Linked DNA regions of Homo sapiens: region 1 is linked to region 2. Evidence: read pairs that join two places in POLR2A ChIA-PET (ENCODE). Cell type or tissue: MCF 10A. All regions are shown on one strand. Links, peaks and the distances in the headings refer to the core of each region. The heading gives the core; the rest is flanking DNA.

Evidence for each region. Peaks named below come from ENCODE experiments on the same cell type or tissue, not always from the same donor. Only the 100,000 strongest peaks of a DNase experiment are listed, where the experiment ranks them.
Region 1: POLR2A ChIA-PET joins it to region 2 with 5 read pairs; 3 of 35 experiments call an interaction of 5 or more read pairs at or near these places.

Annotation. Positions count from the first base shown.
Region 1 is chr7:81,245,855-81,248,787 of GRCh38, forward strand. No RefSeq gene overlaps it. Among named protein-coding and RNA genes, the nearest start is that of SEMA3C, 330 kb to the left of the region's middle. In MCF 10A, for the core only: no CTCF peak of the experiment used is centred there; no DNase peak of the experiment used is centred there.
Region 2 is chr7:81,189,367-81,192,299 of GRCh38, forward strand. It overlaps the pseudogene LOC100420647. Among named protein-coding and RNA genes, the nearest start is that of SEMA3C, 270 kb to the left of the region's middle. In MCF 10A, for the core only: no CTCF peak of the experiment used is centred there; a DNase peak (open chromatin) is centred at 1,845.

The DNA of each region.
Region 1 (2,933 bases), core at 194-2,693, 56 kb after region 2:
AGGGAAGTGGGAGGAAGGTGCTAGGAGGGAGAAAATAGCATAGGCAAAGTTTCAAATTAAATTTAAAATTTAAAGCATCTGTTATGTGTATATATTTGTGTATTGAGGAATATACAAAAGAATGATCACTAGAATTAATGTTTTTTATCCCTCTGATGGATTTCATTGGATACCATGTTCCAGGCACTGTTCTAGGAATTGATTTAGAAATGACTTAAGAAAAAGACATGCTTTCTAAGACAACACTTTCCAGAGAGTTATCGTAGAAAAGTGGACTTACAGATAACTTTTTCATTTCTTTCTGCTATTTTTAATTTATAATTTAATGGGAACAATTTCAATAATAATTTAAAATAAAGCCATTTTTATTAAAAGATAACAAATTATTTGCTTTAAAAATGGCATTTAAATTTGAAATAAAAAATCACATTTATTGATTTTCATATGTTGAACCAACCTTGCATCCAGGGAATGAAGCCTACTTGATTATGATGGATTAGCTTTTTGATGTGCTGTTGGATTTGGTTTGCAAGTATTTTGTTGAGGAGTTTTGCATTGATGTTCATCAAGAACATTGGCCTGAAATTTTCTTTTTTATTGTGTCTCTGCCAGCTTTTGGTATCAAGGTGATGCTGGCCTCATATACTGAGTTGCAAAGAAGTCCCTCCTCCTCAATTTTTTGTAATAGTTTCCGTAGGAATGGTACCAGCTCTTCTTTGTACATATGGTAGAATTCAGCTGTGAATCCATCAGGTCCTGTGCTTTTTTTGGTTGGTAGGCTATTTATTACTGATTCAATTTGGGGGCTTATTATTGATCTGTTCAGGCATAGGCAGAAAATTGAAGTTGGACTCCTTCCTTACACCATATACAGAAATCAACTCAAGATGGATTAAAGGCTTAAATGTAAAACCAAAACTATAAAACCCTATGAGACAACCTAGGCAATACCATCTTGGACGTAGGAATGGGCAAAGGTTTCCTGACAAAGACACCAAAAGCAATCACAACAAAACCAAATACTGACAAATGGGGTATAATTAAACTAAAGGGCTTCTTCACAGCAAAAGAAATAAACTATCAACAGGGTAAACAGACAACCTACAGAATGGGAGAAAATATTTGCAAACTATGCATCTGACAAAGGTCTAATATCCAGCATCTATAAGAACTTAAGCAAATTTACAATAAAAAAGCAAACAACCCCATAAAAAAGTGGGCAAAGGACATGAACAAACACTTCGCAAAAGAAGACATACATGTGGCCAATAAGTTTATGAAGAAAAAAGCTCAATATCACTGATCATTAGAGAAATGCAAATGAAAATCACAATGAGATATCATCTCACGCTAGTCAGAATGGCTATTTTTAAATGGTCAAAAAATAACAGTTGCTGGTGAGGGTGCAGAAAAACGATAATCCTTATGCGCTGTTGGTAGGAGTGTAAATTAGGTCAACCATTGCGAAAAGCAGTATGATGATTCCTCAAAGAGCTAAAAGCAGAACTGCCATTTGACCCAGCAGTCCCATTATTGGGTATATACAGAGGAATATAATGCATTCTACCATAAACACATGTATGTTTATTGCAGCACTATTTACAATAACAAAGAAGTTGAATCAACCTAAATGCTCATCAATGACAGAATGGATAAAGAAAATGTGGTACATATACACCATGGAATATTATGCAGCCATAAAAAAGAACAAGATCATATCTTTTGTGGGAACATGGATGGAGCTGGAGGTTATCATCCTTAGCAAACTAACACAGGAACAGAAAACCAAATACAGCATGTTCTCACTTTAAGTGGGAGCTAATGAAAAGAACTTATGAACACAAAGAAGGAAACATTAGACACTGTGGTCTACTTGAGGGAGGAGGCTGGGAGAAGCGAGAGGAGCAGAAAAGATAACTATTGGGTACTGAGCTTAATACCTGGATGATGTAATCATGTGTACAACAACCCCCCTCCGATGACACGTTTATTTGTGTAACAAACTTTCACATGTATCCTCAAACCTAAAATTAAAAAAGAAAAATTATCAACACTGTCAGCCCTCCATATCTATGCATTCTTCATCCATGCATTCAATCAACTGTGAATAAAAAATATTTTTAAAAATAAATGAAAACAACACTGTAACACAAGTAATGTAAACAATTGCAGTATAAGATCTATCTACTTAGCATTTACATTGTATTAAGTATTATAAGTAATCTAGAGATGATTTAATGTATATGGGAGTATGTGTACAGTTTATGTGCAAATACTTCATGTCCAAAACTTGGATGTTAGCTAAATATGTTACAAATACTGTAATTTTAAACAGGAAAATACCATGTTCTTGATCAGAAATCAGCACACTACAACATGTGGACCAAATCTGAACCATTGCTGGTGTTTACAAATAAAGTTTTATTGAAAAACAGCCATGCCAATACATTTAAGTGTTATCAATTTCTCTTTTTGTGTTACAATGACAGAGTTGAGTAGCTGTAATACAGACCAGGTGGCACTTAAAGTCTGAAATATTTACTATCTGGCTTTTTACAGAAAACGTTGCTAATGCTTTGTCTTCATGAATATAAAAGTAAAAATATGTTTTCAGTTTAATGTAAAAACAAAAATATATTTTTAGTTCATCCCCACAATATGATCCCCTCACTTTTCCCTGTGAGCTATGTATCCATACAAAACACGCACATTCATAAACACGTAGCTAACATCCATTGAGTAGTACGTGTCAAGTATTTGTTTAAGAAATTTATGTGTATGATTCACTTGATTCTCACAGCAATCTCATGCATTGTTATTTTGCTTTACAAATAAACTGAGGCTTTGGGAAACCATATAATTTGCACAAGATGACACAACTAGTTCAGTGACATATGTGGGATCTTAAAATGTCTACATGCTTAATCTTCTTT
Region 2 (2,933 bases), core at 296-2,795:
CTGAGCAACAGGCAAAACTCCCACATTGCATCTCTAGTTTGTGGAGTAAGAGCTACTATGATAGTAAAAATATTCAACTGGAAGCCCGTAAAATATCCCTCCCCCTTGTTCCCACTCAAGATAGTAAATCGGAAGCAAAACTACATGCCAGGAGGAATTACAGAGTTTGGCACAACCCTCAAAGAATTAACAGGGATGGTTTTCCTCATTGTATCAATGTACATTCCTTCTATTTCATGGCAAGAGAAGTCAAACGGATGTGAAAGAGGATAATGGATTACCCTAAACTTCATAAAGTGTTAGCCCCAACTGCAGTTGCTGTGCCTTATGTAACATCTTCTCTGGATTATATTAACATAGCATTTTACCCTTGGTGTGTGACATTTGATCTAATAAATCAGTAAAAATGATCAGAAATAGTTTACACTTATATGGAAAGATCAACAGTCACATTGTTGTCTATGTCTAAAAGCTATGTTAATTGTCCTTCTCTTTGTCACTATATAGTCTAGAAAACTTTACTATTTATGTTTTGCAGAAAATCATGCTGACCAACTATATTGATGACATTAGGCTAATTTGACATGGTAGACAAGAAATTCCAAGTACTGTGAGTATGCTGACAAGATAATGGCAGACTGTTGTAGAGATAAACCCTATAGCAATCTAGGGCCTGCCATATCAACTTGAGTTTTTTTTAGGGATAAAATGATCTGGAGCATGCCAAGTAAATGAAAGTTATTGGATCTTGAATCTTCTACCACTAAGAAAGAGGCACAGTGCTTTTTGGACCTCTTTGGATTTTAGGGAAGTATATTCTATAATTGAAAGTGGCTCTCTGACCTATTCATTATATGACTGTGAAGACTACCTATTTTGAATGAAACTCTGAGGAAGAAAGGGCTCTGGGGCAGGTCCAGCCTGCAGAGTAACCTTCCCTCCCACTTGGAAATCCTAACAAAATCAAAGATATCCTTGATAGCTAAAGATAGGTAAGTAGGAATTCTACAAGAAATCACCAGCATAATGTTATACGAAATATCAGTATGGATCCCTAGAATCTAGAGGGAGAATAGGCTTTCTGTCCCAAAGAACTACTCACCATTTGAAAATTAGCTACTTGTATGCTATTGAGCTCTGTCTGAGGTCAAGTAACCATGAAAACAGAGCACTGCATCATTATCTGGGTATTATCCTATCTACCAAGTTATGAGGAGTACAAATCCATTTTATGATGGAAATAGTAGACTTGAAATTAGGTCCAAGCTTGCTGGTCCAGAGGGTATAAGTATGTGAATCGATAGCTCACTGCCTCAAATCACCTACCTTTGCTGCATTTTTTGCCTCTCACTCAACTTATAGCAATGACCTTTTGGGGATGGGTCCCTTTAATCAGCTTCAAAACGGGAAAATTCTCAGGTCTGGTTATTGCATGAATCAGCCTAATATGTTGGACTGCTGCAGCACTACAGCTCCACACATGGGGGTCCCTCGAAGACAGTGCTGATCGTCTCCAAAGGACAAAGCTAAGTGAAGTGCCATCAGTTGGTAAGAAACGGCACATATGCTCATCAACTTTGTATGAAAAGGGAATTAACCTGACATAAATGTGTATACAGACTCCTAAGCAGTATTTAATCAACTGGCAGGTCTAACTGGAGCCTGCAAATAACAAGATGGAAAATCAGAGCCAAAGTGGTTTCAGGAAGAGGCATAAAGATAGACTTATGTAGGTCAGCAGAAAGTCTGTGGATCTTTGTGTCTCATATCAGCACACACTAGAGAGGACTGTCAGCAAAAGAGGTATTCATCAACAAGTAAGAAATATGACTCATCTGTCTGGTGTGTGCCAGTCTCAGCCAACCCTGTGCAATGACTCCAAAGTCAGAGGCAGGAATGGGTTCTATGTACAGTCCAATAATATGGGCTTCTTCTCACCAAGTATGATCCAGCTAAAAGCTGCCAAATAGCTAACCTGTCATTGACAGAATAAAGTTACCTTTATCCAAAAATGAAACAAAGATAATGTTCATGGGACAGAAATAGCTTTGGAAAAACAATTGACTGAAATGCCAACTGCAAGTGACTTTTGAAATGATATTTGTTCTAAATGCGGAAAATTGAAGGCTTCCTCTACATGTGAATAAGTAAGTCTTGGCAGTATTACTTGGCAGTACTACTGCTGGAGATTTTTCTAGACCAACGCTTTATGGTTGGGCTCTGCTGGCCTTCGAACTTTGCCTTGATGGCTGTCAGATGATTTCTGACACAAGCAAATCCAAACTATCAGAGAATCATTTCACCCTGGTTCACAAAGCTGCACACCTCTAGCTGTAATCTCATGTGAATGATGGCACTGAACTTGAAAGTTTTGTATGCAAGAAGGTTAATGAGAAAATTGAAACTCCAAAAAATCTTGTTTGGAGAGCTGGTAGTGACAACACCCGATTTTGCTTTACTACAGTATACAAGCTGGATTATAGATCTTCTGCATTTGGTAGAGTAACTCATGCCAGTCTGAATGCACACGGGTATACTGAAACCTTTCCATCAGGAGTCAAAGTGATCCTGTCAGCTTAAACTGATGGGAAAAACTTCCATGCAGAAGGTTATAAGGTCGGGTTAAGATTTGAACTGGAAGCTTAATGGATTTTGAGTAAAGCATTGCATTCGACCCTGCAGGTTAAGAGAAATGAACCCACAGTATATTGGCCTTAAAATTCTGTAGTATTTCAAATGGGAAAAGTTTTTAGTCTGTAAAATAACTATAGTTCTCCCCGTAATGAAGTCTTGGGATGGCAAGTCAATTCTAGAAGACACACTTGAAAGCACACATGGCAACTGTAATATTTGTGACATGTTTCACTTCAGTTCCTCAGTGTTATTTTATATGTGTTCAAATGACAGTATAGAATCATGTTGTAAAGGAAATG